Linked DNA regions of Homo sapiens: regions 2, 3, 4 and 5 are each linked to region 1. The links are chromatin loops, found by intact Hi-C in ENCODE. Cell type or tissue: mammary epithelial cell. All regions are shown on one strand.

Region 1 (5,000 bases):
TTCCATACATGTTTAAGGCCAGACATCCAACATTTCCACCCAGATTGGTCGGGGGAGAGAGGGAAAACAGCACTAAAACAAAGGTGCGAGAGATTTTAATTAACACAAATGGCTGTGCCTAGTCTTTAAATCTGTCCAAAGCAAATGGAGCGAAAGCCTGCTAATTCTTCAGTGCTTCATCTGGCAATGACCTCAGAAAAAAGAGTCTCCCTCCTGTATTATCAAGCTGACTTCCTTTAGTTCCTTGTTGTTCTGTGTAGATCTTTGTTCCCAGAATTCTCTAGACAGGAAAAAACAGAGGAAAAAGGACAGCTAAAATATTGAGTACCCTAGCACCCACTCTGCAAATCCCCTAAAATATTAAATTAGAATATATGTTAAGCAATGCATTCCAAAAATCTATACCCACTATCTATTCAAGCCCTTAAAACGATTTTTTGTTTGTTTAAAGAAAGTAGTTCTCACCACATGGTGTTCATTTCTGCCAGTAGTCACTCTGTCCATAGTTGTAATGCCCATAGTACCTAAGGGGAAACATTAGGAAAATAAGAGCTTCTTTTGAGGGGGAAAAAAAAAAAAAACCACTAGTTTTGTTTTGTTTTGTATCACTGTGGGTATTAGCATTGATGTGAATTTTCTGATTTTTTTTTTTTAGAAAATAACTTTGTCAAACAATATTTCAGAAGTTGGAGTGGCAGACTGTTTTTCTGTTTACAGCTCATGTCCCACAGGGGGAAAAATCATTTAAGAATTATATGCAAGTAAATAAAGAAGTGGAATAATAAGTTATGTGTATATATACATACCCTCAGATAAACCAGATAGATATATTTCACAAAAATGGTCAATTATAGATAGTGGAGAATAAACAAAAGATAAAGGTGAAGATGGGGAAGAGAAAGAGGAAGCAGACAGAATGGTAGGCGTAGGGTGAGAAGGGAGGCAATGAAAAGGAGAAAAAGGGAGAATTATAGGGTGCTAAATACAACCGATAGTGAGTCTGTTCTAAATTAGAGTTGCCAGACTAAAATATGGGACTCCCAGTTAAATTTGAATTTTAATATAAACACCAAATAATTTTTCATATATCTCATGAAATATTTGGGACACACTTATACTAAAAATTATTTGGTGAAATTCAAATTTAATAGGGTATCCCTTTTTATTTGCTAAATATGATAACATTTTCCTAGACATACTGCTGCACTCCTGAGTGTGTGATGCCCACAAATTATGGAATCTGTTGTCACCCATTAAAATAATATTAATAAGGGTACAGTTTATTTTGTCAAGCTTCAAAATTTATATTTAGGAAGAAAAGAATTTTATTCTCCCCCTGAATTTCTGTGAAGTATTAAAGAAGTAAAAGAATGACTTAGTTTAGAAATTAACTTTATAACCTATTAATACCATAAACCTAACTTTGACATTCAAAAGGTTCAGGTTGCCTCAAAGCTTTAAAAAGCCTGTACTTGAAAGCAACAGTACTGCTTATCAAGGACCCGGATTTGAGCTAGCTGTGGTTTTCCGCCCCTGCCCTTCAGCATTTTAGCTTAACACTACTATTTTCCCTTCAGCAGCACCTGCTGAAGTGTAGTTCAGCCATCAGGAAGAATAATACTAAAGTGAAGTAAAGGTTAAAGCCAGGAAGAATGACTTGCTTTCAGAACAGAAGGAGTTAGAGAATAAATAAGGTCTCAAAGAGTATTCATTTCCCATTTCGCTGGGCTTTCATCTGAATTTATAAGTGTAGCATAATACTCACATCCAACGTTCAGGTTTTTCTCAGAAGAGCTCAAGGAAATGCTAAGAGTTGGTGGGGATTGAGGGGAGGAGAGAAAAGCAAAGCTATCAGAATCAAATGTCTTAACACAAGTTATATTATTGCTGAAGATAAACCTCTTCTTTAAACACCAGCAGATATGATGGGAAATTCAGTTGAATTTAGAGATTGCTTAGCACCTGTGCTCTCTAAGATAGGTGACTGCCAAAGTCCACAAACTTGCCTTCTGGACTCTATAGAAGTTAGGGAGGGCCTACAATACACCCTGAATCAAATTATAATTTTACACTGGTGGAAAAGTAAATCCTTTCAAATGTCACCTGTCTCCGGAAAGATCAAAAGTAAAGACTTCATCGTAGGTATAAACAGACTAAGTGAGGCAGCATGCCAAAGAGATAACATGGATGACGGTAATGCCACATCCTGGGCATCAAGGGAATTCACAAGTAGGGATTTGTTGAAGTGTAACAAAATCAGTAATATTAACACAGGATTGTATTTTGCCAGCTACACAGATCATACCACTGCAACTCAGCCAACCAGCACATCGGACAGTGGGAGGAGGAATTCTTGGCTAAGAGTACTGAGGTAAACTCTTCATCTACTTGGAAATGCTTAGAACAGAAAAGCCTGTACCCTGATTTACTGAGAGGTGTGTCCAAAATTATATTCCACCCTTTCTCTAAGACAGGTTTGTGCAATTCAATTCTTTTGAAACTAGAGAAAAAGAAACGCTGTCCTGTAACACTGTTAAGTATACAAACTTCAAATAAGCACCATCTTTTATTTTTTGTTTAGTGCTCATTTTTTCTTTTAGTGCCCCAATCGCCTGATTTATCTGTGGTGGAAGGGAACACTATTCTACAAGGATTGTGGAGGAAGTGGGCAGTGACTGTTTTTTGAAATGGAGATAACTGTAGTACAGGGAGTAAAATACTAGGTAAAAATTATGCAACAGAACACTGAGTTTAACATGGTCTAATCAAGGCTGCCAGTAATACACCTTGGTGCCAAAAGAGCATGTGATAAAACATCAAGAAATTTTTTTCTTTTTTCATTTGATACATGAATGTGGCACCTTTTGTCCTGAGAGTAATAGAAGACCGATCTCTCCCACAGCATTTCATGGTTCCTGAATTACCACTCTGTGGACTTGAAGCCTGGATGTGGTTGGTGCCACCTACTGGGCTAAATGCAGAGTTAACATTTTCTTACTGAACAAATTAACCTTAGGAGTATGCTTCTTCACTGAGAAGATTATACGTTAAACAGATAATAAATTTGGATTCAAATTATAGCGTTTAGATCTAGAAGAGGCATGAAAAGTCACATGCTTTTACACATCCATTTTGTAGCATAGTCTAGGGAATAAGGATTGAATATGGAGCCAAGAAGCCTGGCTTCTCTGAGCTTGTTTCTTGTTCTATAATACCTTTCATAGAGTCACTGTGAGGGTTGCACAAGGTATTAAGTTCTCAGCATGCTCCATGTTAATGTTGTTTGTATTTTTAAAACCTGAAATTAAATGACTTTTCCAAGTCATATAACTGGTGAGCCTCAGAGGAAGGCCTGCAACTCATGTATCTGAGTCTTAAATTCAGTGCTTTTTTCCTTAAATTACAATTTGCCAAAATTTGATGATGAGATGATTTTAGGTGGCAATTGGGATAAATTTCGGTGTTGGGACAAGGCATTAAATACTATAAATCACAGTGAGAAAATTATTGCCTTTTCAATTATTTCAAACTTGATGGCATCAAGGAGAAAGTTGCAGTTTGGTGCTGGCTTTCTTTAAAGTTCTCTATGTCTTTTTTTTTTTTTTTTGATACGAAGTCTCGCTCTGTCACCTAGGCTGGAGTGCAGTGGCGTCATCGCAGCTCACTGTAACCTCTGCCTCCCAGGTTCAAGCGATTCTCCTGCCTCAGCCTCCTGAGTATCTGGGACTATAGGTGTGTGCCACCACACCTGGCTAATTTTCTGTATTTTGTTGTAGAGATGGGGTTTCACCATGTTAACCAGGATTGTCTCAATCTCCTGACCGCGTGATCCACCTGCCTCAGCCTCCCAAAGTGCTGGGATTACAGGCGTGAGCCACCATGCCTGGCCAAAATTCTGTATGTCTTTCTAATCTCACTTCCTAATGGAGATAAAATAGATCTCAGGCTTATGTATTTTTCTAGAACATTAAAATCTTGTTTTTTGTGTATTTATTATTAAGTTTACCTTCTATTGTGGAAAACTCTATTGATTCTTCATTTAAAATAGTAATATAAATTTTATTTTCAAGGAATGCATTTAGGAAACTAAAGAAGTCAATGTAAACAACAAATATTGAATAAATAATAGTCCAGGTGATACACAAAGTTGGAAAATACTACAACACCTACCATTAAGAAATTATTACCAAATAGGTTGGTAATAACCTCTTTACATAATTAGTTTTAAAATCCTTTATGAAGAGAATATTTGTTTGCTTTTAAATAATCAAATACTAGAGGTGAAAAAATAGGCCACATAACCAAAATATAGGACTCCATTAGATTTCAAATCCACTTGGGCTCAAACAAACCTATAGAGTTTGAATACATGTGTTAGAAAATGAAACTGGCCCATAATTAGTGCTAAATGAATGCAGAATCAATTTAACACATTGATCCATTGCCTGTGGCTACATTAATTTGTGGTAACTAAGCCGTATAGTACCCTATCATTTAATTCTCCAGGAACATAAAAGGAAAGGAGAGAAAAGAAGATGTGGATCTGTGGCTGTTCCAATTCAAAGTTGATTCAATGTTTTACATGCAAGGAGAAAAAATATCTCCTGAGACAATCAAGTTGAATGGAACCCTTATTTACTAATTTAGACTTAATTTGATTCTGGAGCTAAAAAGCTTTTGGCTCTTTACCATATAGATCCCTTGAGATGACCTTCAGCTAATTTTGAATGAAGTAAAACAGGGACTTGTCTGTCTTCCTCATAACCCTCTTCTCTTCTGTCTTTTAAATTTGTATCTTAATGATTTAATACTGCTTCTTGTTGCATTCCAGGATTCTTTCCAATTTTATGCTGTCCAATTCTTATTAGAACATAAATTGAAAGAAAAATATGCATAGAATACTGCCTGAAGGATAGTCAGTTCAGTCTTACTAGTTTTCTAAAATTTACCTATGGATCAAGCCAGACCAGAGAGTCTTATGTACCTGAATCAAATCATCT
Region 2 (5,000 bases), 170 kb before region 1:
TGTATCTCTGCAAAGTTTTGGTGTCAGGATGATGTTAGCCTCATAGAATGAGTTAGGGAGGAGTTTCTCCTCTTCAATTTGTTGGAATAGTTTCAGTAGGAATGGTACCAGCTCTTCTTTGTACATTTGGTAGAATTCAGCTGTGAAGCCGTCTGGTCCTGGGCTTTTTTTTTTTTTTTTTTTTTTGGTTGGTAGGCTATTTATTGCTGCCTCAATTTCAGAACTTGTTATTGGTCTGTTCAGGGATTCAATTTCTTCCTGGTTCACTTTTGGTAGGGTGTATATGTCCAGGAATTTATCCATTTATTCTAGATTTTCTAGTTGATACAGATAGAGGTGTTTATAATATTCTCTGATGGTTGCTTGTATTCCTGTGGGGACAATCGTAATATCCACCTTATCATTTCTGATTGTGTTTATTTGATTCTCTCTTCATGAGTCTATCTAGTGGCCTATTTTATTAATCTTTTCAAAAAAACAACTCCTGGATTTACTGATGTTTTTAATGGCTTTTCTTGTCTCTACCTCCTTCAGTTCAGCTCTGATTCTGGTTATTTCTTGTCTTCTTCTAGCTTTGGGATTTGTTTGATTTTGATTTTCTAGTTCTTTTCATTGTGACATTAGGTTGTTAACTTGAGATCTTGCTAGCTTTCTGATGTGGGCATTTACTGCTATAGATTTCCTTCTTAACACTACTTTAGCTGTGTCCCTGAGAATCTGGTACATTGTATCTTTGTCCTTATTAGTTTGAAAGAACTTGATTTCCATCTTAATTTCATTATTTACCCAAAAGTCATTCAGGGGCAGGTTATTTAATTTTCATGCAATCGTGTGGTTTTGAGTGAATTTCTTCAGACTTTAGTTCTAATTTGATTGTGCTCTGGTCCAAGAGACTGTTGGTTATGATTTCAGTTCTTTTGTATTTGCTGAGCTGAGCAGTGTTTTACTTCCGATTATGTGATCTTTTTTAGAGTAAGTGCCACATGGTGATGAGAAGAATGTATAGTCTGTTGTTTTTGAGTGGAGAGTTCTGTAGATATATATCAGGTCCATTTAATCCAGATCTGAGTTCAGATCCTGAATATCTTTGTTAATTTTCTGTCTCAGTCTGTCTAATATTGTCAGTGCGGTGTTAAAGTCTCCCACTATTATTGTGTGGGAGTCTAAGTCTCTTTGAAGGTCTCTAATAACTTGGTTTATGAATCTGGGTGCTCCAGTGTTGGGTGCATATATATTTACGATAGCTAGTTCTTCTTGTTGAATTGAACCCTTTACCATTATGTAATGCCCTTCTTCTTTGTCTTTATTGATCTTTGTTGGTTAAAGTCTGTTTTGTCAGAACAGGATTGCAACCCCTGCTTTTTTCTGTTTTCCATTTGCTTTGTAAATTTTCCTCCATCCTTTTTTGAGCCTATGTGTGTCATTCCACATGAGATGGGTCTCTTGAAGACAGCAGACCATTGGGTCTTGTTTCTTTATCCAGCTGGCCACTCTGTGTCTTTTAATTGGGGCATTTATCCCATTTTCATTTGAGGTTAGTATTGTTATGTGCAGATTTGATCCTGTCATTATGATGTTAGCTGGTTATTTTGGAGACTTGTTTAAAATAACTTGTGGTTACTTTATAGTGTCATTTGTCTGTGTACTCCAGTGTGCTTTTGTAGTGGCTGGTAACGATTTTTCCTTTCCATATTTAGTGCTTCTTTTGGGAGCTATTGTAAGGCAGGTGTGGTGGTAACAAATTTCCTCAACATTTGCTTGTCTGGAAAGTATCTTATTTCTCCTTTGCTTATGAAGCTTAGATTGGGCACATATGAAATTCTGGGCTGGAATTTTTCTTTTTTCAGCATGTTGAATATTGGCCTCCAATCTCTTCTGACATGTAGGGTTTCCGCTGAGAGGTCTGCTGTTAGTCAGATGGTCTTCCCTTTGTAGGTTGCCTGGCCTTTCTCTCTGGCTGTCCTTAACATTTTTTCTTTCATTTTGACCTTGGAGAATCTGATGATTATGTGTCTTGGGGATGATCTTCTTGTGGAATATTTTACAGGGGTTCTCCCATTTCCTGAAATCGAATGTTGGTCTGTCTAGCTAGGTTGGGGAAGTCCTCATGGAAGATATCCTGAAATATATTTTCCAAGTTGGTTCCATTCTTCTCATCTCTTTCAGGTACACCAATCAGTCATATATTCAGTCTCTTTACATAATCTCATATTTCTCAGAGGTTTTGTCCATTCTTTTTCATTCTTTTTTCTCTATTCCTGTATGCCTGTCTTATTTCAGAAAGACAGTCTTCAAGCTCTGGGATTCTTTCCTCCACTTGGTCTATTCTGCTATTAATACTTGGAATTACATTATGAACTTCTTCTGTTGTTTTCTTCAGCGCTATCAGGTTGCTTACGTTATTCTCCATACTGGCTATTTTACCTTGTCAGTTGCTGAAATGTTTTATCATGATCTGTAGCTTCCTGCATTGAGTTAGAAGGTGCAGCTGTAGCAGAATGAACATCAATTTTATCCACATTCCGAAGTCTACTTCTGTCATTTCGGCCATCTCAGCCTCTGCCCAATTCCAAACCCTTGCTGGAGAGGTGATGTGGTCATCTGAACAGAAGAGGGCACTGTGGCTTTTTGAGTTTTCAGCGTTCTTGTGCTGATTCTTTATCTTTGTGGGCACATCTACCTTCAATCTTTGAGGCTGATCTTTGGATTTTTTTTTTTTCCTTTTTACAGTCTGGCCACTTTTCACAGGGCTGCTGTGGTTTGCTGGGCATCTGCTCTAGTCCCTAGTCGCCTTAGGTTTTCCAGTACCTGAGGGTATCACCAGTGAAGGCTGCAAAACTGCAAAGATGGCAGCCTGCCCCTTCCTCTGGGAGCTCTGTCCCAGAGGGGTACAGACCTGGTTGCTGGCCCAAACAACCAGGTGGTAGGTGGTGGCTGGAGACACTGGTTGGGAGGTGTCACCCAGTCAGGAAGAGTGGGATCAGGGATCTGCTTAAAGAAGCAGTCTAGCCACACTTTTATAAAGCAGCTGTGCTGTGTGGGTGTACCACTTCTGCCCCTAGTTAGCTTGGGCTCTCCAAAGTCTGTAAACTACGGAAGTTGCTGAGACAGAAAAAATGGCAGCCCACTCCTCCCTCTAGGAGCTCTGTCCCAGGAAGTTTTCAAACCTCTTAGCCACAGAACATCCATGGGAGTGACTGGAGGACACAGTTGGGAAGTCCCGCCCTGCAAGGAGGAATAGATCGGGGACTGCTTAAGGAAGCAGGATGGCCATGGTTTCATAGAGCAGCTGTGCCGTGCTGGGGTACTGCTTCTGCCCTGGTGGGCGTGGGCTCTCCAAAGCCCACAGGACAGAATGCTGAGTTGCCCAAACAGCAACGATGGCGCCCGCCCACCTCCCCCTCGAACTCAGTCCCAGGGTGAAATCAAAACATTGTGAACCAGAGAATACAAGTGAGGGTGGCTGGAGGGTCCAGTCGGGAGGTCCTGCTCAGAGATGAAGAACGGATCAGGGTTCTGCTTAAAGAAGTAGTCGGCCATGTTGTATTAGAGCAGCTGTGTTGTGTTGGGGGATCCCTTCTGCCCTGGTCGGTTTGGACTCTCCAAAGCCCACAGGCTGGAAAGGTTGAGCTGTCCAAACAGCAGAGATGGTAGCCTGCCCCTCCCCGCAGGCACTCAGTCCCAAAGAGAAATCAAAACTCTGTCAGTTGGGAGGTAACACCCAAGAAGAGGATTTGGATTGAGGGTCCCTCTTAAAGAAGCAGTCTGGCCACATTTTGGTAGAGCAGCTTTGCTGTGCTAGGTGATCCCTTCCATGCCCAGTTGGTTTGGACTCGCCTAAGCCCACAGGCTGGAATGGCTGAGTTATCCAAGCAGCAAAGATGGTAGTCTGCCCCTCCCGCCAGCAACTCTGTTTTGTCCCAGGTAGGTACAACTCTGTTGCTGGGGGCTGGCTGAAATTCCAAGCCAGTGGGTCTTATCCTGTGAGAAGCTGTGGAAATGGGGCCCACAGATCAATGCTTCTTAGCCCCCTGGATTCAGATCCCTTCCTAGGGGTAAATATGGATGTCCAAGCTCCCGCCCTGCCTAAGTTGCAATCACCTTTGTTAGGGATACTAGAGCCAGAGTATGTAAAGTTCCCGGGTCTCCATGCATGCCTGAGCAGCTTTTCTGTTGAGACTATACACAGTTCTGTGTGTCAGACCGAAGGCCCTGGTGGAATGGATTCACAAGGGGATCTCCTGACCGGACTTGTAAAGATCTGTGGGAGGGGCATGGTTTCCCAGGGTCACATATTCACTCACTGCTTCCCTGGGCAGGGGTAGGTTCTCTTGTATCCATGTTGCTCCCAGGTAAGCTGTTGCCCTGCCCTGCCCTGTCCTGCTCTTCTCCATTCTCTGTGGGTTGAGTTGTTTCCCTGATCAGTCCCAATGCAAGTACCTGGATGTTTCAGTTAAAGGTGCTGCATTTACTCGTCCCTTTCGTTCCTCTCTGTAAGAGCCACACACCATAGCTGCTTTTAGTTGGCCATCTTGGCGCCCCACTGGAAGTACTTTTTGAAGTGCTTAAATAAAAGAACTGTGAACCCACATCCTATATCCAGTAAAAATACTCTTCAGACATGAAAAAAAAAATTACGACATTCTTTGATGAAGAAAAACTAAGAAAACTTTTTACCAGCATACCAACCCTAATATAATGGTCAATGAAAGATTTCTAAACATAAAGTAAGCAAAAAAATAAGAACTCTTGGAACATCAGGAAGAAAAACATTATAATAGTAGGCAAATATATGGGTAAATACAACAGACAAAATTCTCATCTTGGGCTTTTATGTTTGAATGCTGAAGCAAAAACTGTAACATTGTCTAATGTGAGTCTATATGTATGTACAAAATATTTCAGGAAACTATTATAGACTCTCACAGACTCACTGTCTAATGTGAGTCTATATGTACGTACAAGAAATATTTCAGGCAATTGTATTGAGAGGGTAATGA
Region 3 (5,000 bases), 640 kb before region 1:
TTTCACCATGTTGGCCAGGCTGGCCTTGAACTCCTGACCTCAGGTGATCTGCTCGCCTTGGCCTCCCAAAGTGTTGGGATTACAGGTGTGAGCCGCCGTGCCAGCCTTACTCATTATTTTCATGTTATCTGGGAAACATGTTTTTTTCCTATTTTGTGAAACCTCAGAGACATCAATTCTCTACATGAAATTTTCTAATTTGCAGAAATCAGCTGAAAGGGATTTTGTTCCAAATCCTTACTGAAATTTATCATGTTTCAAAGAATATGCTCAATGATACTTTGTACTCTGTGGGTAGTATATTCACAAAATCATTGAATCTCAAAGTTGTAAATGTTATCTTGTCCATTGTCACTGCTGGGCCAGTTATTTGGGTCCTGCCATACTCTATCCCCCTTTGCTACTCTCTGTAACTCTCCTTTCTGTTGTACGCTTCTGGCTTCTGGAGATTTGATCAGACATCCTGCCTTACTAGAGAGACAGGTACCAACATATGACAACAGCCAGGGGATCTATAACTTCATTTATGTTGCATGCTATAATCTCTCAACAAATCTGTATGCTAGACTGAAAAGGTATTACTATGCTCATTTTAAGAAAAGGCAAGTTATATTCAGAGAGGCAAAGTGTAGATAGAGCAGTAAATGGCAGAGCCAGGACTACAAACTCTGGCTTCTTATTAAATGCTTGTTCCACTCCCTGCCTAATCAGAAGTGATTGTGTAGTTTTTTAAAGGCATGTAATATACCATAAAAGAAAGAGTCTAATGAGAACGGACCCTTGTCCAGAATCATCAGAAAGAGAGGATGCTGGCCAAGTGCGGTGGCACACCTGTAGTCTCAGCTACCTGAGAGGCTGATGTGAGAGGATTGCTTGAGCCCCGGAGTTCAAGACTGCAGCGAGCTATTATCACATCTGTGAATAGCCACTGCATTCTAGCCTGGGTGATGTAGTGAGACCTAGTCTCTCTCTCTCTTTTTTTTTTTGAGATGGAGTATTGCTTTGTTGACCAGGCTGGAGTGTAGTGGCGCGATCTCGGCTCACTGCAACCTCCGCCTCCTGGGTTCAAGCAACTCTCCTGTCTCAGCCTCTCAAGCATCTGGGATTACAAATGTCCGCCACCATGGCTGGCTAATGTTTTGTATTTTTAGTAGAGATGGGTTTCACCATGTTTGCCAGGCTAGTCTTGAACTCCTGACCTCAAGTGATCCGCCCACCTTGGCCTCCCAAAGTGCTGGGATTACAGGCATGAGCCACCGTGCCTGGCCCTAGACCTAGTCTCTTAATAATTTAAAAAAAAAAAAAAAAAAAAAAAAAAAAAGGAGAGGATGCTGTGGCAAGAGGTATGGATTTGTCTGAGGTAACCAGCAGAAAACTGCATGTGTGAACATTTTACTATCACTCTGTGGAATGAAATGAACATGATTCAGAATCCCATGTTCAGATGAAAACTATGATTTTGGTTAACCATAGCTTAAGGGCCTATTCACATCATAAATTTGCTTTCTTTTTTATGATTCATGCTATATTTTAAATTATAAAACATTTCCAACATAACAGTATAACAAACACCCATGTATCCATCGCTCAGATTTGACAAATGCTAATATTTTCCAATATTTACTTCATATTCCTTCCCCCAGACTCTTCATTTTTAACATATAAAAACTGAGTTTTCTTTCTAAAACTCAAAGATTACTCTGAATAGTGATAAGAGGAAATAGGTAACAAGGGTTATAATCATGAATAATATAATAGAGAGAAAACAGTTCATGATTTTCTCAGTTTTCTCACATAAAGCAAGCAGGGTATATTAATTTTCTCAATGATAGGAGGCTAAAACTACAAAACATTATAATCTGACCTTATATTTAAGACAGAACTTCCCACATATAAGATCAATTAATATCCAAGAAATATAATTAATGACAATACTAATGTTTTTAAAAAATACATTTTCACACCTATGTGTTAATCTCACAACTCTGTGAGGAAGGCAGTACAAAAGAGGACACTGAGGTTCACATAGGTAGTATTAGGTTCAAACTCATCCTGTGTTTTCTCTATTCTTCTTCTAAATATAGTAATATTTGCATTATGAAAGACACTTTGTTACACATAAAACACCTTCAGATAAAAGCTATTTATCAGCATTTATATAAATATATAAATCTTATTTGTATATACCAAATACTGATAGAAACAAAATTTGTACTTCTAAAATTTGACTTATTCTCACCACTGCCACTAGAGGGGCTATTGGATTAAGCAGATTAAGTTTTCTAGGTATATATCAGTAGTTTCCCTTTTCACAAAGAGTGGCATATCTTAAAGGGATATCATGATATCACTTAAATCTTTCTTCATTAACAACTGCAGTTTTAATTTAATTTGGATGGTGCTTAGCCATTCCTTTAAAGATAAATCTCTTTTTTTCTTTTTTTGAGACAGGGTCTCACTCTATCACCCAGGCTGGAGTGCAGTGGTGTGATCACAGCTCACTGCAGCCTCCACATACCAGGCTAAAGCGATCCTCCCACCTCAGCCTCCTGAGTAGCTGGGACCACAAGAGTGCGCCACCACACCTGGATAATATTTTTTGTGTTTTTTGTAGACAGGGTTTCACCATGTTGCCCAGGCTAGTCTTGAACTCCTGGGCTCAAGAGATCTGCCCGCCTCAGCCTCCAAAAGTGCTGGGATTACAGGCATGAGCCACTGCACCTGGCCGAAAAATAATTCTTTTTTTCTTTTTTAAGACAGAGTCAGCCAGGCGTGGTGGCTCATGCCTGTAATCCTAGCACTTTGGGAGGCCAAGGCAGGTGGATCACGAGGTCAGGAGATCGGGACCATTCTGGTTAACATGGTGAAACCCTGTCTCTACTAAAAATACAAAAAATTAGCCGGGCGTGGTGGCGGGCACCTGTAGTCCCAGCTACTCGGGAGGCTGAGGCAGGAGAATGGCATGAACCTGGGAGGTGGAGCCTGCAGTGAGCAGAGATCGTGCCACTGCACTCCAGCCTGGGTGACAGTGCAAGAATCCTTCTCAAAAAAAAAAGACAGATTCTTGCTCTGTCACCCAGGCTGGAGTGCATGGCGCTACCTCTACTCACTGCAACCTCTGCCTCCTGGCTTTAAGTGATTCCCGTGCCTTAGCCACCCAAGTAGCTGGGATTACAAGTGTGTGCCACCATGCTTGGCAATTTTTTGTATTTTTAGTAGAGTTTTGCCATGTTGGCCAGGCTGGTCTTGAACTCCTGGCCTCCCAAAGCGCTGGGATTATAGGCATGAGCCACTGCGCCTAGCCAAAAATAATTCTAATACTAACATGAATCTTGATTTACTAACACTTCCCATTCATTTTCATTTGAATAATTAAATACCTAACCATTGTTCTCTTAGAGTACCAATATTACATGAAAACATTCTGTAAGACAATTGCTTTAATGCTAAGAATGTATGTACTAGGCAACAGAAGATAAAGCCATTAATTGAAGACCTGAGTGTCACAAAGTCTAGAATCCTGTTTTATCTCTACTGCTAACTACCTAGATGATCCTGAAAAACTAGTATCATTTTTTTGGGGAAGGGGGTATTATTCTCTTTATCTATAAAATGAGGACATTTGGAGTATGTCTTTTTCATCTCTAACATTCACTGATTCTAAGAATTTGTGGTTGGTTGGGATCCAGATCAAGGGCAAAGCTATAAATTTTTTTAGGTTGACCCAGAAGTCTGAAGTCTACTTGAAAAAATACTAAGACTGCCCTATCCTTTAAAGGCTGGGAAAGTCCAGCCTTCACAACAAAACCGTCCAGGAAGCACAGAGGCTTGGACTGTTTATTTTTTGTACTTTAATAGAAGACTAGCAGCTTGCCATTTTGTGCTTTGCTAATTCAGGAATTGACACTTCTCTTCCTTTTGCCACTCATGATCCTCTTTCCCACTGTAACTCCATTCTCACCAGGCCCAAAGTACCCTAGCAGCTTCCAGAACCCTTAGGGTGAATCGAACTTTCAGTAGGGAGAGGAAAATACCAGCAACCTAAGTAACAACCAACTGGAGAGTGGAAGAATGAGCATAATATTTAGGATACCTAGAGAAATAAAACTTCTGGGGCAATAGATAATTTTAATAACAATAATAAGCAATTAAAACACTAATACAGATTCAATTATGACATTAACACTGTGTTCTGGAACAAAATATGTGATTTTCAAATTTTAAGATTTAGTAGATGAAGGTAATTACAGTCCTTGTCAAAAATTCAATTAGTTGCTTGGAAGATCAAGTGGTAGAAATATCTCCAAGGATTGTGCAAAAGTGCAAAAGATAGAAGTCATGCAGAAAATAATAAGAAGACAGAGCAAGAGACTGACATACTACCAATAGGAATTCCATAAGGAAATAAAGGAAGAGATAGGGGGGAAAAGAGGAAAATTTTATTTATTTGAGAAGAGTTGGACTTGGAAATTGAAAAGGTTTACTAAGTTCCAGCCAAGATTGATTTAAAAAAAAAAGCAAAACAAAAACATAAACCTAAATATGTCCTGGTACAATTTTGGAATTTCAAAAATAAACAGAAAATCTTACAAGCTACCAAATATTTAATAGGAAGATTGGGTTACTAACAAAGGAAAAAGTAATATTGGCTTTGGACTTCTTACCTACAATACCAAAAACTAGAAAATAGTAAATTAACATCAACATATCTCTTCAAGCCATACAACCCTCAAATCTTACATCCAGTCATTCACTAATCAAAATGGAAGAATGATACTTGTTAGAATGCAAAGATTCAGATGACAAATCACCAAGTAATGTTCTGGAAAAATGACTGTAAATGAAAAAATGATTCAGAACATAGACTTCAAGGTAGGGGAAGTTGGAGGAGAGAAAACAGTAGTGAAACACACACACACAGTCCTTTATAAAAAATATAGCTAAATCTAGGCTGGGCATGGTGTCTCACACCTATAATCCCAGCACTTTGGGAGGCCAAG
Region 4 (5,000 bases), 620 kb before region 1:
ACCACGAACTAAGTAAGATTCCTCTGTTATCAGGGTGTTTTCTTTGCTATTTATGTTCCTCTCTGTTATTTTGCTGCAAACAGTTCCAGAAATAACGGAAAATTAGAGATCACTGGAGAACCCATTATTTGTCTGTAAAACTGACATAACGAAAAAATAGCTAGTTAAATGAGGGTGTGGGATTTACAGTGTATTTTAAATAATTTCAAATAAAACAATACAGAATTAAATGGAAGAGTATAAGGCTAAATATACTAGAATAAACTCACAATTTTTCCTTTTAAAACTGAATCTTATTTTCTGTTATACTTCCAGTCATCTTGGGAATGATGTCTGAAATTTATTACAGTTTCAAAAGAAAAAAATATGAGGTAAAACAAAACATAACCCATCATCTCCATATCAAGTCACCAAGTTCAATTTCCCATTTTTGGTATTATCAATGGTACCACTATCTTCCCACCTCTTTTTTTTTTTTTTTGAGATGGAGTCTTATTCTGTTGCACAGGCTGGAATGCAGTGGCGCAATCTCAGCTCACTGCAACCTCCACCCCCTGGGTTCAAGCGATCTTCCTACCACAGCTTCCTATCTGGGACTACAGGCGCACACTACCATGCCTGGCTAATGTTTGCATTTTTAGTAGAGACGGGGGTTTGCCATGTTGGCCAGGCTGGTCTTGAACTCCTGACCCCAAGTGATTCACCTGCCTCAGCCTCCCAAAGTGCTTGGATTAGAGGTGTGAGCCACCATACCTGGCCACTATCTTCCCACTTTTTAAACATTAAACTTTTTTGTTGTTGTTTGTTTTTGTTTTTGAGACAGCATCAAGCTCTTGTTGCCCAGGCTGGAGTGCAATGGCGTGATCTCGGCTCACTGCAACCTCTGCCTCGTGGGTTCAAGCGAGTCTCCTGCCTCAGCCTCCCGAGTAGCTGGGATTACAGGCATGCGCCACCACGCCCGGCTAATTTTGTATTTTTAGTAGAGATGGTGTTTCTCTACTGTTGGTCAGGCTGGTCTCAAACTCCTGACCTCAGGTGATCCGCCCACCTCGGCCTCCCAAAGTGCTGGGATTACAGGCGTGAGCCACTGCGCCTGGCCTAAACATTTAACTTTGTTTTCCCCTTTGTAGCCCACTCTTCCCAAAAGCCTCAATCATTAAGAATATTCTAATCCATCTCTTCCTTGACCCTACATTTTCATTCACTCTTTTACTACCTCCCAAAACAATTCTAGACATTCATTACATTATGTCTGAATTTCTGTGAAAGCCTTATAATTGGCTGCCTTGCCTACAAACTATTTCCTTCTGAGAAATAAAACAGAAACATCAACTTGCAAAACTATACCATTATTTGCATAACAGCTAAACTGTACCAAACCAGGACATGTAACTTGAAATAAATTGTTTTTAACACAAGCTTGTTCAGATCCATATACTTTAAGATAAGATCATGGACAACTTGTTTTAACAGTAGTTCCACATGGATTCATATGCTCTGAAGATAAGACTGACTGTGATCCACCAATTCACCTATTTTACAAATTCCGACCAATCTCTGCTCGGACTTTGCTTAATAACTTCTACCTTAAAACTATCCCATGGCCAACCCTAGTCCTCAAAATCCTATAAATACCCTCATAAAAATCTTATGACTTCCCAGTTGTGAAACACCACTGAGACTCTGTTGAAGGGTAGCAGAATATACTACCCCAAAATATGCCAGCATAACAAATATTTTTTAGCCGAAGGCACTTGAGAAGAAAAATATAAGAAACGCTCTCTGCTTTTCTCCTGTTTGCCTAAAAGTAGGACATAAATTAAGAAAGGTAACTCCCCCCGCGACCCCTGGAGGGATGAATCTTTTTTTTTTTTTGAGACGGAGTCTCGCTCTGTCGCCCTGGCTGTAGTGAGTGCAGTGATGCGATCTCGGCTCACTGCAAGCTCCGCCTCCCGGGTTCACGCCATTCTCCTGCCTCAGCCTCCCGAGTAGCTGGGATTACAGGCCCTCGCCACCACACCCGGCTAATTTTTTTGTATTTTTAGTAGAGTAGGGGTTTCACCGTGTGTTAGCCAAGATGGTCTCAATTTCCTGACCTTGTGATCCACCCGCCTAGGCTTCCCAAAGTGCTTGAATTACAGGCGTGAGCCACCGCGCCTGGCCCGAGGGATAAATCTTTGGACACTTATCAGCCTGCAGATGGCGCCAGAGGAATTTATATATCAAACTTTATTAACTAGCCTTTAATCTATCATTAGTTTCCCATATATTTGCCTTCCCACAAATTGCCGGCCCTAGAGACTCAAGGTCCTTTGTCTCATCACTTCTCTAAGAATGTACTGTTCTTTGCTGAAGATGCTATTTAAGCCAGACTTCTCAGCCATCACTTTAGGAGTTACTAATTTTCCCTTGGGTATGTCCCATATATACACGAGGTATACATGTTAACTAACTTCTCTTTTTTTCTTGTTAATCTATCGTTTATAGAGGTCCCAGGTAAGAACTCACAAGGGTAGAGGAAAAATTATTTTTCCCTCCCCAACATTGTCAAGGTGATGTTTTCTTTTTCTCAGAAACTTTAATATAACCATTTTGTATGATCAACAGGTTTCCCTGGTGGTCTTTGTATTAGGATTTTGGTATTATGAAAATCCTACCAAGACTTAGGCAGGAACTCTTGCCACCAGTTATATTATTGGTTATACTGTATTTCAGTGAGGTCTCTTCTGCCTTTTTGCTTGGGCAGATTCCTTGTCTATGATGCTTAGATTAACTCCAGCCCTTGTTTTGAGGTCTGATCGTTTTTTTGCTGAACTCCCAAAGACAGCTGATATTGTTTTTGTTATAAGGTTTCCAGAATTGTTTGGTTATCTGATTGGATTTATACTAATTTTTGTTTTTCTTAGTAAAGATTTGAAACTGGCCATCCTATCTGTCAGTTGGCCACATTGTTGTGTGCCTATAAGAACTTTTCTTAGTTTTGTCTATGAGAAACTGGCTTTGGGAGAGATTTCCTCTCTACCCATTCTAGCTTGTTAGGTTTCAGGGTTAGCTGCCAGGGGTTCAACCTTTACTGTTGAGGACTTTAGGTACAATATTTAAGTGCTATTTTTCCCTTTTGAATGACCAGTAGCTAATGAATTCATGGGTTCATTTAATAATAAACTTGCACTATCTCCAGGCATAACTCTGGCTTCTGTTTTCTCTTTCACACATTTATCTTTCTAAAAAGCATAATTTCATCAAGGACAACCTGGAATTGCAGTGGTCATTTTGAAGTACTTTTGATATGACTACAATTATTCACTTGAAAGTACTTTTAAAGACTTAATTAATCCTATAGTCTTGATGGAATTATCAAGTGCCCAAGATACTATTTGAACTGGTTGTAATGACTTCCTTTCTTTCTCATGTATTGAAATGGGTTTGCTTGCATTTAAGGCTTTCCCACTCTTTGCAAAGAGAAGGTGATTTGACTTTTATAGTGGTCAGTAACTCTTTACATATTTGTGGTAATCATCTCACTTTCTTTCTCTGTCTTCTAGAAAACTTAATCTATTAATTGATCAAAACTCAATTCTTGTTATTATGGATACACCCAGATAGTTCAGATACATAGGTCTAACACAAAAAGAGGGAGAAAAGTCAATGAGCTCTCATGAAGAATGTTCCTGTTGCAAATAGCTTTTAACACAACTCTGGGGAAAAAAAGGTTTAACTGATCGTTAAGCTAATTGCCTGGCTTACTAGGTTACAAGATAAGAAGGGAAGAGAAACATTTAGATCTTTTAAACAATTTAAGGAGTCTTTAAGAATTTGGTTTAGAAATACAGAGGTTTACAAATTGTATTAGAAAATAATTAATATAATATTTCCATTAAGATGACTCTGGACAGATTTGATTGGCTTAAAACCTGTCCTGTGAAGTGGCTATGGTAGCATAAGCCTGTAGTCTCAGCTACTTGGGAAGCTGAGGTGGGAGGATCACTTGAGCTTAGGAGTTTAAGGCCAGTCTGGGCAAAATGGCGAGACTCTTTCTTTCTTTTTTGGATTATGAATGAGTTTTCTTTTTCTATTTTTTAAACATTTTTCATTTCAATAGATTTTTGGGGAACAGGTGGTATCTGGTTACATGAATAATTTATTTAGTGGTAATTAGTGAGATTTTGGTGCACCCATCTCCTAAGCAGTCCTGCCCTGCCCTCCCCTCCTTTCCTTGTTTCTTTTCTTTTCTCTCTTTTCTTTTTGCTTCCCCTTCCCCTTTTTCTTTTCCTTCTGTTTCTTTCTTTCTTTTTCTTTCTTTCTTTCTTTTTCTTTTCTTTCTTTCTTTTTCTTTTCTTTCTTTGTCTCACTCTGTTTCCCAGGCTGTAGTACAGTGGAATGGTCATTGCGCACTGTAACCTCTGCCTCAGCCTCCTGAGTAGCAGACACTACAGGGGCATAGCATCATGCCTGGCTTGTATTTTTTGTAGAGACAGGGTTTTGCCATGTTGCCCAGGCTGGTCTCAAACTCCTAGCCTCAAGTGATCTACCCATCTCGGCCTCCCAAAGTGCTGGGATTACAGACATGAATCACCACAGGTTGCATATCTAAATTTTAATATGCACAGTTTGTTGAAATCAACGAATACAGAAATCAGCTATTCCATGTTAGCTATAGTTGATAACTCTATATCCCCAATTTTGAAATAATTTGCTGGTCCTTAACAAGCTCATACAGTAATAAAATACTGGGGCAAGTTTTAGAGTATACATAGACATCTTGTACGGCACTCTTTGGGTTGCCAAGGCAACTGTCCTGCTTACCAATATGTCATATGAGATTCAAGAAGTGGACATATGTGAAACCATATATATCTTTTTTTTTTTTTTGAGATGGAGTCTCTCTCTCTCACCCAGGCTGGAGTGCCGTGGCACGATCTCAGCTCACTGCAACCTCCGCCTCCCGGGTTCAAGCAATTCTTCTGCCTCAGCCTCCCAAGTAGTTGTGACTACAGGCA
Region 5 (5,000 bases), 53 kb before region 1:
ACATGCCTGCTTCCCCTTCATCTTCCGCCATGACTGAAATTTTCCTGAAGCCTCACCAGCTATGCTTCCTGTACAGCCTGTGGAGCACTGAGCCAATTAAACCTCTTTTCTTTATCAATTACCCAGTCCCAAGAACTTCTTTATAGCCGTGCAAGAATGGACTAATACAGGTGTCTAGAGGATAACCAAGTCAAAAAGTGAATGGAGAACACAATGTGAATATCCGAAGAGCAACAAACTTTCTAGCTCAAGACTTAGATATAGGAGGCAGTATCAAGTATAGGAAAGGTTACCTCAAAATGACATCTAGAGTAAAATGGGCTAAGGACCAGGGATGAACTACAAAAAACACAGATATTTAAGACCACACAGAGGAAGAAAAATTCTGTAGAGAATGAGTGGCTACAAAGATCAGTGATAAACAAGGAAAGAGTAGTGTTACTGAAAGACAGGGTAAAGGAATTTTAAAGACCAACTGGCTGCTTTTCCAGTGCATATAAATGTTTGTTTATACAATACTGTATTCTATTAAGAGTGCAAAAGCATTATATCTAAAAACACAATGCACATACCTTAATTTAAAAATACCTTACTGCTGGCCGGGCGTGGTGGCTCACGCCTGTAATCCCAGCACTTTGGGAGGCCGAGATGGGTGGATCACAAGGTCAGGAGATCGAGACCATCCTGGCTAACACGGTGAAACTCCATCCCTACTAAAAAATACAAAAAATTAGCCAGGCGTGGTGGCGGGCACCTGTAGTCCCAGCTACTCGGGAGGCTGAGGCAAGAGAATGGCGTGAACCCAGGAGGTGGAGCTTGCAGTGAGCCGAGATCGTGCCACTGCACTCCAGCCTGGGCGACAGAGTGAGACTCCGTCTCAAAAAAAAACAACAACAACAAAAAAAAACCTTACTGCTAAAAAAATGCTAACCATCCTCCAAGCCATCAGTGAATCATAATCTTTTTGCTGGTGGAGAGTCTTGCCTCAATGTATATAGCTGCTGACTGATCAGGGTGGTGGCTGCTGAAGGTTGGGGTGGCTGTGGCAATTTCTTAAAATAAAACCACAATGAAGTTGCTGCATCAGTTGACTCTTCTTTTTACAAAATATTTATCTGTAGCAGGCAATGCTGTTTGATAGAATTTTACTGACAGAAGAACTTCTTTCAAAATTGCTGTCAATCCTCTCAAACCCTGCTACTGCTTTATCAACTAAGTTCATGTAATAATTAAAACCCTTTGTTGTCACTTCAACAATGTCTATAGCATTATCACCAGGAGTAGATTCCATCTCAAGAAACCACTTTCTTTACTTATCCATAAGAAGCAACTCTTCATCCATTCCAGTTTTATCATGAGACTGCAGCAATTCAGTCACATCTTCAGGCTCCATCTCTAATTCTAGTTCTCTTGCTATTTCCACCACATCCATCAGTGAAGTCTTGATGGGTGGATTCAACTTCTTCCAAATTACTGTTAATGTTGACATTTTGACCTCCTCGCATGAATCATGATTGTTCTGAATGGTATCAAGAATGCTGAATTCCTTCCGGAAGGTTTTTCACTTACTTTGCTCAGATCCATCAAAGGAATTACTATCTATGGTAGCTATATAGCCTTTCAAAATGTATTTCTTAATATGAATTGAAAGCTGAAATTACTCCTTGATCCATGGGCTGCAAAATGGATGTTGGGTTAGCAGGCATGAAAACATTAATCTCCTTGTATATCTCTATCTGAGCTCTTGGGTGACTAGGTACATTATCAATAAGTAGTAATACTTTGAAATAAAGCTTTCTTTCTGAGCAGTAGGTATCAATAATAGGCTTAAAATATTTAGTAAACCATGCCGTAAACAAATGTGCCATCATTCAGGCTTTGTTGTTCCCTTTATACAGCACAGGCAGAATGACTTAGCATCATTTTTAATGGCACAGGATTTCAGAATAGGAAATAAGCACTGGCTTCAACTTAAAGTCACTAGCTCCATTAACCCCTAATGAGAGACTCAGCATGTCCTTTGAAGCTTTTTTTTCCTGTCTAGCTATGAAGACACTAGATGGCATCTTCTTTCAATATATAAGGCTGCTTCATCTATATTGAAAATCTGTAGTTTCGTAGCCACCTTAATCAATGATCTTAACTAGATTTTCTATATAATTTGCTGCAAGTATCACATCAACACTTTCTGCTTCACTTTGCATTTTCATGTAATGGAAATGGCTTCTTTTCTTATACCTCACGAATCAACCTCTAGCCAGCTCCCAATGTTTCTCCTGCAATTTCCATACCACTCTTGACCTTCACAGAATTGAGAAGAGTTAGAACCTTGCTCTGGATTAAGCTTTGGCTTAACAAAATGTTGTGGCTTGTTTGATCTTCTATCCAGGCTACTCAAACTTTCTTCATATCAGCGATATGGCTGTTTTGCTTTCTTATCATTTGTGTATTCACTGGAGTAGCACTTTATATTTCCTTCAATAATTTTTCCAGGTGACAAAATAATCTGTTCACCAACCCCCTGTGACACACAACTTACCAATATAATGAATCTGTACATGTACCCCAAAACTAAAATAAAAGTTAAGAAAAAAACTTTAGACACATTCTAATGTAAAAATTTTTCTCTATAATCATACCATGGAAGTATATGATAACTTTTATTTATATATAAATTAACACATAATACATATATTTAGATACATTATCCTTAGAGATATAGTATAAAAAGTGAAACCAATAAAATGAGAGCACGTAAAAAGTCAGAAATGGTAGGAATACAGATGCTACCATTTGTATTTCCATAAATTTAACTGAAATATGAAAATTTGTTATTTTCTCTTAGATCCTCAGAAGTATAATATACAAATCTCTCAGAATAAATGTTCTCTGCTATTTTTTAAAATAATTTTTCCTTTGTATTCACAACTTGGCTATTTGGCACAAGAGGCCTACCTTTCCACCTGTCTCAGTTTTTAGTATTCCTTCCTCACTAAGCTTAACCATTTCTAGCTTTTGATTTAATCTGAGGGATGTGTCTCACATTAAATCAGGATCTCTAGATCTTGAACACCTAGAGGCCACTGTAGGATTATTATCTGGCCTAATTTCAATACTCAGGGAATATTTTGTATCTCAGGGAATAGGGAAGCCTGAGGAGACAGCGAGAGAGATGGGGAAACTGCTCGTCGGTGGAAGAGTCAGAATTCACATATTATGTTCACCATATTATATGGACACAGTTCATGGCTCCCCAAAACAATTACAATAGTAGGCTGGGTGCAATGGCTCACGCCTGTAATCCCAGCACTTTGGGAGGCTGAGGCAGGTGGATCATCTGAGGTCAGGAGTTCGAAACCAGCCTGGCCAACATGGTGAAACCCCATCTCTACTAAAAATACAAAAATTAGCCAGGCATGGTAGTGGGCGCCCGTAATCCCAGCTACATGGGAGGCTGAGGCAGAAGAATCTCTTGAACCTGGGAGGAAGAGGTTGCAGTGAGCCGAGATCGTGCCATTGCACTCCAGACTGGGCGACAGAGCGAGACTCCATCTCAAAAAAAAAAAAAAAAAAAATTACAATAGTAACATCAAAAATCACTGATCACAGATCACCATAACAGATATGATAATGAAAAAGGCTGAAATACTAGGAGAATTACAAAAACATGACACAGAAACACGAAGTGAGTACACGTTGTTAAAAAAAAAATGATACCAACAAGTCTGCTGGATAAAAGGTTGCCACAAACCTTCAATTTGTGAAAAATGCAATATCCATGAGGTGAACTAAAACAAAGTATGCCTGTATTATTACTTGCTATCCTATGATGGAATAATAATACCAACAACACAATGTTTTATGGCACTTTTATATTTATTATCTCATTTTTAAGTATCATAACCATCACCCTGTGAAAGGTTATCAGGATCAGAGAAAGGATATGATGTATGGTATGCACACCAGTACATGAACCCAGCATAAATGCCTCAGAACATTGTTTCGTTATTGTTGTTGTTGTCCTGTTTCCTTGTCTTACCAGAATGAACACGAAATTTGTCTGTTAAGACGAACTGATACTTACTGTTTGACCTTGTACAGGATATATCACCACACCGAGCCTCAGCTTCCCATTATAATACTGGCATAACAAAAGAGTTTTATAAGAATAAAACAACAACAGAAAAAGCTTTATAAAACCTAAAGGGCTATACTTTTTCAAATACCTTGTCCTTGCCAAAACTTGTCTATTTCTGATTCACTGTGTAACTATATTTTCTCCCCTTGGCCCATGCGTCATATGACAATACCAGATTTTGCTCAGCATTCTGAACTAAACCTCTAGTTTTCAGACTCTTTTACTTATTTTAATCAATAGAAAAGACCTGCTATGTTTGGAAAGATCGATTCCACAAAACAAATGGAAAACAATCATCCAAAAATTTGTTAAGCATCAACTATATACCAGAAACTGTGAATCAGAAAATAACATATGGTGAAAAATATGAGACCTACTAAACTGAAAGATCATTAAAAGCTGAAGTCTAACCAATTTTTCACCCATCTACAAAAAGCTAAGATTTCTTTTCCCTTCCTCCTGCTTTAATTCTAATTCTTCCCACCACCTCTGTTGGATAGAGGAAGAAGGCAAAAAGAAGCATGAGGGAAAAGCTGGATTCAGCCACAAAGGCTCCACCAAGAACACTGGAATAAAACAAGCTATCTAGAAATCTACAGCACTCTGTACACTTCCAGATATCCCAAGTAATTAAGAAATAGAGAAAGAAAAAGAGCAAATTTACTGAACATGTACAAAATGTCAGTCATTGTTTGAGGCCCATACAAGTACATTATCACATTTAATATCTATTCAATCTTGAAAGGCTTGCATTCAGAGGCTGAAGTGAAGTTACAAAGGTTACACGCGGCCCTCTCCCTCCCCCTCCCCCTCCCCCTCTCCCTCTCCCCACGGTCTCCCTCTCCCTCTCTTTCCACGGTCT

Evidence for each region. Peaks named below come from ENCODE experiments on the same cell type or tissue, not always from the same donor. Only the 100,000 strongest peaks of a DNase experiment are listed, where the experiment ranks them.
Region 2: a loop joins it to region 1, with 10 times the contacts of the local background. A loop is called at or near these places in 21 of 110 quality-filtered maps.
Region 3: it touches region 1 in a loop (8-fold over the local background); 18 of 110 quality-filtered maps call a loop at or near these places.
Region 4: it touches region 1 in a loop (6-fold over the local background); 27 of 110 quality-filtered maps call a loop at or near these places.
Region 5: a loop joins it to region 1, with 5 times the contacts of the local background. A loop is called at or near these places in 9 of 110 quality-filtered maps.

Annotation. Positions count from the first base shown.
Region 1 is chr14:66,493,633-66,498,632 of GRCh38, reverse strand. It overlaps CCDC196 (coiled-coil domain containing 196), which reads right to left. Exons shown (of 10, transcript NM_001351576.1): 9 at 466-524; 10 at 80-280. The coding sequence ends at 161. Among named protein-coding and RNA genes, the nearest start is that of CCDC196, 9.8 kb to the right of the region's middle. In mammary epithelial cell, a CTCF peak has its summit at 2,948 (motif pointing left); a DNase peak (open chromatin) is centred at 2,942; H3K27ac peaks cover 436 bases.
Region 2 is chr14:66,660,176-66,665,175 of GRCh38, reverse strand. All of the region lies in intron 1 of GPHN (gephyrin), which reads right to left. Among named protein-coding and RNA genes, the nearest start is that of GPHN, 150 kb to the right of the region's middle. In mammary epithelial cell, a CTCF peak has its summit at 2,609 (motif pointing right); no DNase peak of the experiment used is centred here.
Region 3 is chr14:67,135,209-67,140,208 of GRCh38, reverse strand. All of the region lies in intron 17 of GPHN (gephyrin), which reads right to left. All of the region lies in intron 2 of LOC105370538 (a long non-coding RNA gene), which reads left to right. Among named protein-coding and RNA genes, the nearest start is that of GARIN2, 52 kb to the left of the region's middle. In mammary epithelial cell, a CTCF peak has its summit at 2,257; no DNase peak of the experiment used is centred here.
Region 4 is chr14:67,115,607-67,120,606 of GRCh38, reverse strand. The region is part of intron 16 of GPHN (gephyrin); the gene reads right to left. All of the region lies in intron 2 of LOC105370538 (a long non-coding RNA gene), which reads left to right. Among named protein-coding and RNA genes, the nearest start is that of GARIN2, 71 kb to the left of the region's middle. In mammary epithelial cell, a CTCF peak has its summit at 2,194 (motif pointing right); no DNase peak of the experiment used is centred here.
Region 5 is chr14:66,546,754-66,551,753 of GRCh38, reverse strand. All of the region lies in intron 1 of GPHN (gephyrin), which reads right to left. Among named protein-coding and RNA genes, the nearest start is that of GPHN, 41 kb to the right of the region's middle. In mammary epithelial cell, no CTCF peak of the experiment used is centred here; no DNase peak of the experiment used is centred here.